Linked DNA regions of Homo sapiens: region 1 is linked to region 2. The links are chromatin contacts, found by Hi-C or POLR2A ChIA-PET in ENCODE. All regions are on one chromosome and are shown on one strand. The core of a region is the stretch at or near the end of the contact, and the rest is flanking DNA. Distances in the headings are between cores, read along the strand shown. Region 1 overlaps LOC124904088 (a long non-coding RNA gene). Region 2 holds the start of MYCBP (MYC binding protein).

Region 1 (6,849 bases), core at 1,621-4,120, 170 kb after region 2:
TAAAAACTAGAGCAACCCTGGCCTGCCGTAGCTCCTGCTGCCCAGACAACTCCTCCAATATGAAAGGGATGAGGGGAACTCAAAGTTACAATGTCCTACTTGGAGCAGTAAGTTCAGTAGACATATCACTTGCCTCATTAACATCAAGCATCCCAAAACCCAGTCTGGGTCAGTTTTGCCCAGAGTGGGGTTTGTAGAACACGGGTTCTCCTGGGATCCTATACCTAGCCCAGAATCAGTTGCAAAAGCCAGGCCATAGCGAATTGTCCTGCCAGCCAGATAGCAGAGAATCTGACGGCAGCAGGCAGAAGGAGCCGCTCCATTGCAGTAAGCCAAGATCGCGCCACTTGCCTCATTACATCAAGCATCCCAAAACCCAGTCTGGGTCAGTTTTGCCCAGAGTGAGGTTTGTAGAACACGGGTTCTCCTGGGATCTATACCTAGCCCAGAATCAGTTCCAAAAGCCACGCTTTTGGACTTTCTCTCTCTCTCTCTCTCTATATATATATGTGTGTGTGTGTGTGTGTGTGTGTGTGTGTGTATACACACACATACATACAATGTTGTATATATTGTATATGTGTGTGTGTGTATATATATATATATATATATTTTTTTTTTTTTTTTTTTTTGAGACAGAGTTTCACTCTTGTTGCACAAGCTGGAGTGCAATGGCACGATTTCGGCTCACTGCAACCTCCGCCTCCTGGGTTCAAGTGATTCTCCTGCCTCAGCCTCCTGAGTAGCTGGGAGTACAGGCGTGCACCACCGCGCCCGGCTAATTTTTGCATTTTTAGTAGAGATGGGGTTTCACCATGTTAGCCAGGATGGTCTCGATCTCCTGACCTCATGATCTGCCCACCTCGGCCTCCCAAAGTACTGGGATTACAGGCATGAGCCACCATACCCGGCCTTCATTTTTATATTTTTAGTAGAGACAGGATTTCACCATGTTGGCCAGGCTGGTCTCGAACTTCTGACCTCAGGTGATCTGCCCACTTCAGCAGCCTCCCAAGTGCTGGAATTACAGGCGTGAGCCACCGCCTGGCCAATTTTTTGTATTTTTAGTAGAGACAGGGTTTCACCATGTTGGCCAGGCGGGTCTTGAACTCCTGATCTCAGATGATTAATCCACCTCAGCCTCCCAAAATGCTGAAATTACAGTGAGCCACCATGCCCAGCCTCTGAGTCAAAGTTTCTTTAATTGCAAAGTAGAGATCATTGTTTTTTTTTTGCTTTTTTTGTTTTGAGATGGAGTCTCGCTGTGTCACCCAGGCTGGAGTGCAGTGGTGTGATCTCAGCTCACTGCAACCTCCACCTCCCAGGTTCAAGTGATTCTCCTGCCTCAGCCTCCCGAGTAGCTGGGACTACAGATGTGCGCCACCATGCCCGGCTAATTTTTTGTATTTTTAGTAGAGATGGGGTTTCACCGTGTTAGCCAGGATGGTCTCGATCTCTTGACCTCGTGATCTGCCCGCCTAGGCCTCCCAAAGTGCTGGGATTACAGGCACAAGCCACCGTGCCCAGCCTGAGATCATTCTTACTTCACAGGATTTCCCTGATAATTAAGTGAACACACACACACACAGCATCTAACACAAAATACTTTGTACACAGTAGATACTAGACAAAAGATAACCATGGCTACTGCTGTTTCTTTTTTCTCCTCCTCCTGCCTACCCTTCCCCCTCATCCTTTTATCTATGGCCAAGCCCTCCTGAAGGGTCTCTTTGAATCGCGTTACCTCCTAGTTTGACACCAGTGCTCTTATTTCCCTGTGGCATTGGAGGGCTAGTCACATGGCACTGTGGCCAAGGAGAAGGATGATGTTCCAGGCCAAACACATCTGCAAATGTGTTGAGCTGGTGTCCTTGATGACAAATCAAATTGTTTTGTGTTTGGTTCCCCAGAGGCCTGAGTACCTCAGAGAAGCCAAGGTTCCTGCAGGAACCTCGTGCCTGCTGTCCACGTTGGGCTTCATTTTATCAAAATACAGCAAAGAGCTCATCATTTCTCAGCTCCTGTCGGAAGCAACAGTGGCTGTTCCTGGACACAGAGCTGCAGACAAGGAGTGGTGAGGATTCAGGCAAGAGAAGATGGGCAGCTTCCCCTTCATGCTTCCCTCTCAGGAAGAAGCCAGGGTGCCTGGGATCAAAGAGGCTAGGAGGCTGGTGAGGCCTCCTGTCCCTGAAAGCGGTCAGTGAACCCAAAAGTTGAAAAGCCTCTGCTTTGAGAGTGGTTCTGCTGCCCTACTGGTGCTGACAGTTTTAGAAACTGACATGGCAGAGCTGACCAGGCAGACTATATTTTTAGGACTCTGCTGGGGCCTATTGAAACGTCCACATTACTCAGATCACCAATCTGGCTGGAGCTACCAACACAGCATTCTTTGCTGTTTTAGAATACAAAGCTACCTCCCCTCGGGGCTTCACTTTGCAGCCACTGAGAATCCAAGGCTTCGCTAAATTACACGTTTCCATGGTCCCACTGGCTTGCTTTGCAGGGCTTCCACAAGAATGGGCTGGGAGCGTAACTGAGTAACTGAGTCATGATTAGGGGTTAATTAAGAGGAGAAATGGGCTAGCTGTTTCCTAAGATAAGGGAGGGGAAGTTTTTTTAAAAACTGTAACTGCTCAGAACAGTATGTGCTAAGGCAGACTTTCTGTGCTGGGAGACAGAACACTTCTGCAGTGATGTAGCAGAATCCTTAAAGGATCCTGCCAATGACTCTTTTTTTCTGGTGTCACATCCAATCTTTGCTGCAGCCAACACTTCCTGGAGATGAAACACAACTTCAATACAGAGATAGCAAGTTCACACTCTGGCAGTCATGCAAGGATGAGTGATGCGGGCCTTTTCTAAGTGAGTATGAACGGGTGGGACCTACGGTAAATTCAATGCAGTATAATCCGTCTACGGGGCAGTGGGCACCCAGCAACAGCCAACTGTTACCAAATCAAAGTGCAGGCCCAGGATGACTCATCTTCCAGCATTTCATGAGCAACCAGAAGTCTACATTTCTTTGAGAAAAAAAATTTTTTTGAGACGAGGTCTTACTCTGTTGCCCAGGCTGGAGTGTGTAGCTTCTACCTCCCGGGGCTTAGGTGATTCTCCCACCTCAAGTCTCCCAAGTAGCTGAGACTGCAGGCATGTGCCACCACGCTGGCTAATTTTTTTTTTTTTTTTGAGTCGGAGTCTCGCTCTGTCCCCCAGGCTGGAGCGCAGTGGCGCGATCTCGGCTAACTGCGAGCTCCGCCTCCCGGGGTTCGTGCCATTCTCCTGCTTCAGCCTCCCAAGTAGCTGGGACTACAGGCGCCCGCCACCACGCCCGGCTAATTTTTTTGTATTTTGTAGTAGAAACGGGGTTTCACCATGTTAGCCAGGATGGTCTCGATCTCCTGACCTCGTGATCCTCCCGCCTCGGCCTCCCAAAGTGCTGGGATTACAGGCGTGAGCCACCGCTCCCGCCCCATGCCAGCTAATTTTTTTGTAGAGACAGGGCTTCGCCATGTTGTCCAGGCTGGTCTCCAACCCCTAGGCTCCCCGCCTTGCCCTCCCAAAATGTGGAGATTACAGGTGTGAGCCACAATGCCTGGCCATTTTGAGGAATTTTTAAACACTGGCTTTAATTTTTCAAAGTATCTGGAGCAACTTCTGCTTCTGAGAGATAGAGTAGATATTCTTTTCCCCAGTCCTCCTGCTAAGTACAGCTAAAAACCCCAAAAACACTCTATATTATACAAAATGAACATAAGATGACTCTGAACAAGAAGAAAGCAGATTGGTTAGGGACCTCCAGATCCAAGGAATGACTCAGCAGTGACCTCCCTAAGTTTTCTTTTTGCCTCATATATGTCAGAATGGGTACTGGAGAAGCCAGCAACCCAAAACTGCCAACGATTGCAGACAAAAGCCCCAAGAAAAGCTTGTCTTTTTTTTTTTTTTTTTTTTGAAAGAGTGTCTTGCTCTATCGCCCAGGCTGGAGTGCAGTGGTGCAATCATGGCTCACTGCAGCCTTGATCTCCCAGGCTTAAGCTGCTTAGACTACAGATCTGCGCCACCATGCCTGACTAATCAATACAGTTGTTTTTTTTTTTTGAAACGGAGTTTCACTCTTGTTGCCCAGGCTGGAGTGCACTGGCGCGATCTCAGCTCACTGCTGCAACCTCTGCCTCCTGGGCTCAAGCAGTTCTCCTGCCTCACCTCCTGAGTAGCTGGGATTACAGGCATGCACCATCACGCCCTGCTATTTTTTGTATTTTTAGAAGTAGAGATGGGGTTTCACCATGTTGGTCAGGCTGGTCTCAAACTCCTGATCTCAGGTGATCCGCCCGACTCGGCCTCCCAAAGTGCTGGGATTACAGGCATGAGCCATCGTGCCCGGCCTTTTTGTTTTTTTTGTTTGTTTGTTTGTTATGTTTTTTTGTAGAGATGGGGGTCTCACTGTTTCCCAGGCTGATCTCAAATTCCTGGGCTCAAGCAATCCTCTGGCCTCAGCCTCCCAAAGTGCTGGAATTATAAGCGTGAACCATGGTGTCCTGCAAGTCTGCTTTCTGAGTCAAAGGACAAGAAAATAAACAGCCTAGAAAGACAGACAGCCTTGATTTTTTTATTTTTAGTTTTCATTTGGTTTGATTTTTCTTGAGACAGAGTCTCACTCTGTCGCCCAGGCTGGAGTGCAGTGGCACGATCTCGACTCACTGCAACCTCTGCCTCTCGGGTTCAAGCAGTTCTCCTGCCTGCCTCAGCCTTTCGTTCGGCCTCAAATGATCCGCCTGCCTCAGCCTCCCAGAGTGCTGGGATTACAGCCATGAGCCACTGCATCCAGCCGACAGACAGCCTTTAGACTATAGCCCCTCTACTCCAGCCCCACCCTCACCCCCATCAGCAAAGGCCAAGTGGAAAGCCTAGATCTCCAAACCTTGTTAGGCTGTAATGAAGTACTCCTTCCCTTCCCCACCAGGGTGATGTAGAAGAGGCCTAGTTATCCACTCAGGCCTTTCATCCATAATCAAGGCCACCTCTCCCAACAATGTCGGTGGAGGCCCACTCCCTCTCCCAGCCGGTGTGGTATCAGTGAATGCCTAATAGAGAAACTGGACTCCCACCCCTGCCCAGCAGTAAGAAGGAGCCCTGCCAACACCGGTGTCAATGGAGGCCAAGTGGAAAACCTGGACTTCCACACCCTCCTGGTAAAAATAAGGTAGCATCCGCACTTTCCCCACAGAAGCAATGTTAGAGGAGGCCTGCTGAAACACAAGCTATAAAGTAAGATCCAGAGGCTGGGCGCAGTGGCTCATGCCTGTAATCCCTGCACTTTGGGAGGCTGAGGTGGGAGGATTGCTTAAGCCCAGGAGTTCAAGACCAGCTTGGGCAACATACGGAGACCTTGCTGCTACAAAAAAACAAAAAACAAAAAAATTAGCTGGGCATGCTGATGCCTGCCTGTGGTCCTAGCTACTTGGGAGGCTGAGATGGGAGGATTGCTTGAGGCCAGAAGGTTGAGGCTGCAGTGAGTCATGACCCCACTGCACTCCAGCCTGAGTGACAAGGTGAGACCCTATCCCAAAACATTAAATAAGATCCAGAGTCTTATAACATGATGTGCAAAATGTCCAGGTCTTAAAGTCATTTGAACCGGAACCAGAAAATTTTGAATAAGAAAGGATAATCTATATACACTAACACCAAAATGACACAGATATTAGAATTATCTGAAAAAGATTTTGAAGTAGCCATCATAAAAATGCTTCAATGTATATAACGTGTTCAAATACAAACATACTTGGAACAAATGAAAAAATGGAAAGTCTGGAAAATATAATGTCTCAACAGATCGATACATAAAGAAGAACCAAATGGAAATTTTAGGAATAAAAAATACAATGATTGAAATTTAAAACTCAATGAATAAGCTCAGCAACAGAATGGAGAGGACAGAGGAAAGAATGAGTTTGAAGACAGAAAACTACAAATTATCCAATCTGAACACTAGGGAAAAAAAATAGAATGGAAAAAAAAAAAAACAGAGCCTCAGGGCCATGTGAGACAATAACATAAGATCTAACATTCATGTCATTGGAGTCACAGAAGGAGAAGAAATATTAAAAGAACAAATAGCCGAAATTTGCCCAAATTTTGCAAAAGACAAACTGACAGATTCACATAGCTGAGCAAACCTCAAACAGGATATGCCCATGAGAAAACACATCATAAACTTCTCAACATATACTTTTTTTTTTTTTTTTTTTTTGAGATGGAGTCTCCCTCTGCTGTCCAGGCTGGAGCACAGTGGCACAATCTCAGTTCGCTGCAACCTCCGCCTCCTGGGTTCAAGCGATTCTCTTGCCTCAGCCTCCCAAGTAGCTGGGACTATAGACGTGTACCACCATGCCTGGCTAATTTTTTGTATTTTTAGTAGAGATGGGGTTTCACCATGTTGGCCAGGCTGGTCTCGAAATCCTGACCTCAGGTGATCTGTCCGCCTCAGACTCCCAAAGTGTTGGGATTACAGGTGTGAGCCACCCGCACCCAGCCACAAATTCTTGAAAGCAGCCAGAGAGAAATGATACATTACCTATAGGGGGAAAACAATTCAAATGATGCTGAATTTCTCGTAAGGCACCATGGAGGCCAGGAGGAAGTGGAACAACATTTTTTTTTTTAGACAAGAGTCTTACTCTTTCACCCAGGGTGGAGTGCAGTGGCGCGATCTTGGCTCACTGCAACCTCCGCCTCCCAGGTTCAAGCAATTCTTCTGCCTCAGCCTCCCAAGTAGCTGGGGCTACAGGCGCGCCACCATGCCTGGCTAATTTTTGTATTTTTAGTAAAGACAGGAGTTTCACCATA
Region 2 (7,138 bases), core at 4,639-7,138:
AAAAAGTAACTTTCTCAATATTCAGAAGTATTTTAAAGGTTATTATCTATCTAAAAAAATAAGAGTTTCAAAATAAAGCCTTTTTCTGACTTGAAAGGATACTCCAAAGCACTGTTAGGTTTCTCTGGTTCTTCATATAAGGCTACCAACACTGCAAATCAAAAAGCAGAAAAAGCAACAATTGACGTATTAAATTTGAATGGCTGAAATTATGTTCCATTACCCAGTAAATATTAGGTGCCAACTATACGCTGAGCACATTGCAAAGACTATACAATGCTGAACAAGACAGACAAGGTCCCTGTTCTCAACAAATTTACAGTCAAGCATAAAAGATATGCAAGGAACTAGACAGAGGGTATCAAGCAGGAATACTGGATAATGGGTTGCAGTAGCACACTGGAAGAACACCTAAGCAAACCTAGGACATCAGGGAAGGCTTCCTAAAGGAAGGCAAAGACCTGATACCTAGGGGTTGAGTGTTTCAGATAAAATGGGAAGGCCCAGGAGCAAGAAAACAATGTATTGAGGAACTGAAAATTCAAGTATGGCTGGAGATGTAATTTGGCAGGAAAGGAAGCTGGAAAGGTGGTCATGGCCAGATTAGGGAGAGTCATGCAAATTTGGTTGGCACATAATTAAACAGTTTAAAGGAAGGGAGTGACAGGATCCACTCTTAACTGCTATGTGGACCAGCTGGAGTGGGACAAGGATAAAGACAGGAAGAACAGTTAAAAGGCTGATGTGGTAATCCAGTTTAAAAAGACAGCAACCTGCAGTAGAGTGATGGGAGTGAGAGAACAGTGAGAAGAAAGAAATTCGAGAATTTAGGAAAGAATCAACAGGACTATGGTAATTACCGGAAGAAGCTCTGAATTCAAAAATGGTCTTAAAAATTAAGTTTGTTTTGCTAAATAACCACCAACCAAAAACTTTACCAGTAGTCAACATGCTCAAATCAACATTAAAATAAGATATACTTGAGTGGTTTCATATCTAATCACTCATATGAGCACTGCCTTGCTCTTCATCTATGGAACAAATTCCTCCTAGAATTTACTACTTAGATAAAAAACTCTAAATCAGTGGTTGGCCTTTTTGTGCATGGAACCCTTTGAAAAATCTAATAAAAGCAAAAAAAGTAAACACACACAAAAAAAATGTGGCTGGGCGCAGTGGCTCACACCTGTAATCCCAGCACTTTGGGAGGCCAAGGCGGGCAGATCACGAAGTCAGGAGATCAAGACCATCCTGGCTAACACAGTGAAACCCCGTCTCTACTAAAAAATACAAAAAATGAGCCAGGCGTGGTGGCGGGCGGCTGTAGTCCCAGCTACTCAGGAGGCTGAGGCAGGAGAATGGCGTCAACCCAGGAGGCGGAGCTTGCAGTGAGCCGAGATCGTGCCACTGCACTCCAGCCTGGGCGATGGAGCAAGACTCTGTCTCAAAAACAAAAAAACAAAACAAACAAACAAAAAAACAGTGATAGATATCTAGACCCCAAGTTAAGTCCTGTTGTAAACCAACTTACATACTTCCCTTTTGTTCTTTTAGAGTTTTAATAACTTACCAAAATAATATACAGTATGAAAAAATCACTATTTTTTGAGAAATTCATTTGGTTTTTTTTTTTTGTTTTTTTTTTTGAGATAGAGTTTTGCTCTTGTTGCCCAGGCTGGAGTGCAATGGCATAATCTTGGCTCACCACAACCCCCGCCTCCCAGGTTCAAGCGATTCTCCTGCCTCAGCCTCTCTAGTAGCTGGGATAACAGGCATGTGCCACCATGCCCGGCTAATTTTGTATTTTTAGTAGAGACGGGGTTTCTCTGTGTTGGTCAGGCTAGTCTCGAACTCCCAGCCTCAGGTGATCCACCCACCTCAGCCTCCCAAAGTTCTGGGATTACAGGTGTGAGCCACCACACCTGGCCAAATCCTCATTTTATAAGACATGAATATTAATACTCTACTCTCTCCTCCTCTTATTCCCCCACCCCATTTCTTTCAGCTTCTCATTTGTCACTGGTACTTGAAAGGTTGATAGTTGCAGAAGATACTGTAAATACAAAGTTTCCTGTGCTGTTCTATAGATGAAATGCACTTCCTTGTAATCAGACAAGAACTCTATACCCAATCATGCTCCCCTTTTTGCCTTCGCAGCCAGGATTTTTAGAGGTTGATATAGCGCTCAAAATAGCTAAAATGCTTCAGCTTCCAAATGATTTATCATCTTTAGCCATCCTTTCATAGTGTTTTAATGTTATAAACTATTTCAAATCATCTTGGAAATAAGCTGTAAAAATTTAGGCCAAAGTGGCTCATTCCTGAAATTCCAGCACTTTGAGAGGCCAAGACAGGAGGATTGCTTGAGCCCAGGAGTTTGAGATCAACCTGGGCAACACCCCAACTCTACAAAAAAAAAAAAAAATTGGCCAGGCATGATGGCTCACGCCTATAATCCCAGCACTTTGGTAGGCCGAGGCAGGCAGATCATGAGGTCAAGAGATTGAGACCATCCTGGCTAACATGGTGAAACCCCGTCTCTACTAAAAATACAAAAAAAATTAGCCGGGCATGGTGGCAGGCACCTGTAGTCCCAGCTACTTGGGAGGCTGAGGCAGGAGAATGGTGTGAACCCGGGAGGCGGAGCTTGCAGTGAGCAGAGATCGCACCACTGCACTCCAGCCTGGGTGACAGAGCAAGACTCCGTCTCAAAAAAAAAAAAAAAAAAAAATTAAAAATCAGCCGGACATGGTGGTGCGTGCCTGTAGTCTCAGCTACTTGGGTGCCTGAGGTGGGAGAATTGCTTGAACCTGGGAGATTAAGACTGCACTGAGACATGACTGCACCACTGCACTCCAGTCTGGGCGACAGAGACCTTGTCTCGAAAAAATATATATATGTAAATTAAATTTGTGAGGCTGGGCACAGTGGGTCACGCCTGTAACGTCAACACTTGGGGAAGCTAAGGCAGAAGGATCACTTGAGGCCAGGCATTCCTGGGTGACAGAGTGAGACTCTGTCTCAAAAAAAATAAAAAGTAAAAACAAATAGAGGCCGGGCGCGGTGGCTCACGCCTGTAATCCCAGCACTTTGGGAGGCCGAGGCGGGTGGATCATGAGGTCAGGAGATCGAGACCATCCTGGCTAACAAGGTGAAACCCCGTCTCTACTAAAAATACAAAAAATTAGCCGGGCGCGGTGGCGGGCGCCTGTAGTCCCAGCTACTCGGGAGGCTGAGGCAGGAGAATGGCGTGAACCCGGGAAGCGGAGCTTGCAGTGAGCCGAGATTGCGCCACTGCAGTCCGCAGTCCGGCCTGGGCGACAGAGCGAGACTCCGTCTCAAAAAAAAAAAAAAAAAAAAAAAAAAAAACAAATAGAATTGTGTAAAGCACCTATGTTTGGAGCTGAAAATCAAATTTTTAATAAATCACATCAATACTGTGTTGGCTGATGTTATTTAGGAGCCTGGAAATCTAAGGAGATTGAGAGGTTAAATTCTAGTGGAGGGCGGTGGCTCACACCTGTAATCCCAGCACTCTGCGGGGCTGAGGTGAGCGGATCACCTGAGGTAAGGAGTTCAAGACCAGCCTGGCCCATGTGGTGAAACCGCCTCTCTACTAAAAATACAAAAAATTAGCTAAGCATGGTGGCACATGCCTGTAATCCCAGCTACTTGGAAGGCTGAGGCAACACAATCGCTTGAACCCGGAGGTGGAGGTTGCAGTGAGCCGAGATCATGCCGCTGCACTCCAGCCTGGGCAACATCTTCTGTGTAGTCAGTTACCGCCTACAACTGTCATTTTTCTGCCTTTTACCATTCAGTCTTTCACTTGCTCCATCCAACCACTCTGGCCTCCTTAGACTTCCTGAAACTCTGTTTCTTTCAGGTTTCTGGTCAAAAATTACTTCTTAAGAAAGGCCTTCCCCCCATCACCCTATATAAAATGACACACACATCCCACCTGTCACTTTTTTTTTTTTTTTTTTTTGGAGACAGAGTGTCACTGTTGCCCAGTGGCACAATCACAACTCACTGCAGCCTTGACCTCCTGGGCTCAGGTGATTCTCTCACCTCAGCCTCCACAGTAGCTAGATTACAGGCACACACCATGCCCAGCAATTTTTTTTTTTTTTTAAGAGATGGGAGTTTTGCCATGTTGCCCAGGCTGGTCTTGAGCTCCTGGCCTCTAGCAGTCCACCCACCTCAGCCTCCCAAAGTGCTGAGATTACAGGCATGAGCCACGTGCCTGGCCTCACCTGTTACTCTTTATCCCTAACTTTGCTGTATTTTTATCTGTACCACTTACCACTAGCTGACACTACATATTTATTTATGTATTTCTCTCCCTCAACTAGGATATAAGCTTATGAGAGCCGAGACTTTTATCCTCCCCTGCTTATCTCCAGTGTGCAGAACAGACACCTGAGTAAAATTATTAAATGAAAGAAATGAACGTAAGGAGTTTTTAGACGGAATGACATTCAAAGCATCTGTGACACTTTCAGAGACAACATAGCACAGTACTTTCACAGAGTAGTCCCTTAAGACTTGCTGAAGTTTATTTGCAAAGAGGTAAACTATTATCTGAACCCCAAATAGGTAGCAATTCAAAATTACTAGCCTTCTTTCTTCTAAGACCCAGGAGTTATGCTCCTAGAATTTTCCTCTAAACTTTGCTTCTGTCCAAAGGGCAGTTACCAATTTATTTCCCACTTCCCAAACTTCCTAGTTTCATATGACCCAAGTCCTCATCCCTGCGAACAATTCCATTCTACACCCTTGAATATCCCAGTGAGTTGAGTGACACATAGCAGGCATTCAAATTAGTGCTAAGCCAATAAAGTAAACTGTACCCTACCCCTTGAAATCCTCCTGTTTCCAACACTTTACTCATCTACTTAACTTAGATCTTGAAGCCACGAATGAAGAGATACAGCGTTAACAGTAAGCTTTCATTTTAAAAAGTGAAAACAATGTAACCACCTTGATATGCCCTCGAGCTCTTTAAGCTGTAATTCTACTTTATGAAATATACACAAAATAAGAATTGACACAGACAGACTAAGGAATGGGGGCTGAAAAGCCACAGCCAAATTCGCTATGAATCTCCTACTTTGGGGATTAGGCTCACTCAGCTACTTCATAGCCCACTTGGAAATTCGGTCATTTTTCCAGTTGCTCTTTGTTGGAGGGAAACTTTCTTAACAAGATTCTGAGGACTCCATAAAAACCGTAAGGTGGGAGGAATTGGGATCTGAAGGTCCTTGGCAAACATGTCCACTGCGGCTGCTGGAGGCAAAGCAACGGAAGTTGAAGAGACTTTGCAACAGCTGCAAGAGTTTCACTCCCGGTGCGGAGAAGGGTAGCGGAGCTAGGCTACCCCACCCGGGCGGCGTCCAGCAGCCAGGTCCCTGCTGAACCCCGAGGCCCACCTCGCTGGACCCCGGACGGGCCCCATCTGTTTCCCCTCCTTCCCCACGCTACGGCCCGCTGGGGAACGGGGCAGCGCCGGGGAGCACGACGAGGGCACGAGGTACCCTCTCCTAGCCCAGGCTCACCCTTGGTCAGCGTGTCCAGCACCCCCGACTTCTCCAAGTACCTCCGGAACTGCTCACGCTTCGAGTCGGCGGCCTGAAGAGACACCGGGGGTCAGTGGCCAGAGCCCGGGAGCCGAGCAGGAAGAAGGCGCTGGGAGTCCGGCAACCCCGCCTCCGCCTCACTACCTCGGGGCCCTCCCGCCCAAACCTGCGCGCGCGACCCCACTCCCACCCAGAGCCGACCAGCGGCTTGCTACCGCCCGCATGCCCCCAGCCACGCCGCGCCCCCCTCACTTTGTAATGGGCCATAGTGACAGCGGCAGCGGCGTAGCTGGCGCCGGAGACCGCGACTGGCGGGTTGGGAGCAGCACTGCTCATGCGCGGAAGGGGGCGCGCGCCTGCGCACTTGCAAACCACCGGCCGGGATCGCCGAGGTGTGGCCTGTTTTCATGGCGACCAGGACGCTCTGCATCCCCAGTAGCAGGCTGAGCCGAGGGAGGCTGCGTATGCCCGCCCCTCTGGCTGTCGGAGCCGCACCTCTTCCTCTTCCGGCCCCCGTAGCAATTAGGTTTCTTTGCAGGAGGTGAGATTTTGGTACCTCTGTCCTGGCGTCCGGAGGCAGGGCCCGGGAGCATTGAGACTATTGCGAGAGAAAGGACCGCCGCACGGTGGTAGCGAGCGCATCTTTTTCATCTGGGACCTCGGAAACTGTGGTGACCCATAGGTGCTGGGCTTCTTGGCTCTCGTCCTGAGAAAGTGCTCACAGTGCTTTGCAGTAGCCGAGGAGGGTGTTTAGAATCATATATTTTGGCTTCAGCTTTTATCTTTGGAGTCTCCTTGAGTCGTGGCTGACTTGATGTGGGCCTCTGGAGGATGAGCAGTAACGAGCTTGCAGTAGCTTTTGAGCCAGGCACTGTAGAAAACACGGGTATTTTAAATTTTAATCCTTACAACACCCCTGTAGGGTGGGTATTGTTAATTAAGTGGAGTGGTTAGATGTCCAGTGAGTAGAGTCGAGTCCAATCCGGGCAATGAATCACGATGCTATGAACTGGTGAAGGAAAGCCACGGATCTTCTTAAGATTTTATTTACTAGGTAGCAACATGTGATTATACTCAAGACACATCAGGATGCCAGTCTAGAAGGAAACTTACGTGATTGTGTTCCAGGGGCAAACAGAATTAACCCAGTGTCCAAGGTGGAATTGTATAGATCAAGAACCATTTCCTAAGGCTGTGGTCTCTTCAAAGAGAAAACCTGATCAAACCATTTAGCCTCAATTCTGAACATGTGATTTTCCCAAAATCAGTTACATTCGAAAGGATATCATTTAAAAAAAAAAAAATCCTGATTTGACAACTCTATGTCTTTGAATTTAGAAGTGTTGCTTCACAATCTCGAATTAGAGCTGTTTTTCTCTTGCTTAAATGAGTTTGCAGTTGTCTGTCTTAACAGCTGGTCTTTAGAGCTGCCCCTATCTATTTTTTCTGTGCCCCACGACCACTAGGCTACTTCTCTGATAATATATATAATGTCTAAAAGCCAACCGCTGTTTAGATCTGAAGATCTGTGGGAACCCGCCTACCAATGAGATTGTTCG

The links. A loop is a pair of places that touch in the nucleus more often than their neighbours do. ChIA-PET counts read pairs that join two places held with the same protein, here RNA polymerase II (POLR2A). Pooled maps may share reads with other maps.
Region 1: a map with no recorded cell type shows a loop between it and region 2 (3-fold over the local background). The contact joins the enhancer-like site here to the promoter of MYCBP in region 2. A Hi-C loop is called at or near these places in 1 of 37 single-sample maps with no recorded cell type and 6 of 50 pooled maps. POLR2A ChIA-PET finds 5 or more read pairs at or near these places in 8 of 52 experiments (IMR-90, Panc1, T-cell and 5 more).

Annotation. Positions count from the first base shown.
Region 1 is chr1:39,045,126-39,051,974 of GRCh38, forward strand. It overlaps LOC124904088 (a long non-coding RNA gene), which reads left to right. Exons shown (of 3, transcript XR_007065970.1): 2 at 1,911-2,862. Among named protein-coding and RNA genes, the nearest start is that of NDUFS5, 22 kb to the left of the region's middle. RefSeq lists an enhancer at 6,837-6,849. Within about 2 kb of position 2,871, at least 10 of the 41 ENCODE cell types and tissues checked have a DNase peak (open chromatin) inside an H3K27ac peak, as active enhancers do; they include endothelial cell of umbilical vein, where a contact is called at or near this core.
Region 2 is chr1:38,867,460-38,874,597 of GRCh38, forward strand. It overlaps MYCBP (MYC binding protein), which reads right to left and starts at 5,889. Exons shown (of 5, transcript NM_012333.5): 1 at 5,832-5,889; 2 at 5,559-5,631; 3 at 103-151. The coding sequence starts at 5,846. It overlaps GJA9 (gap junction protein alpha 9), which reads right to left. Exons shown (of 2, transcript NM_030772.5): 2 at 6,610-7,138. The coding sequence ends at 7,092. The region is part of intron 1 of RRAGC-DT (RRAGC divergent transcript); the gene reads left to right. The region is part of intron 1 of GJA9-MYCBP (GJA9-MYCBP readthrough); the gene reads right to left. RefSeq lists an enhancer at 4,923-5,445.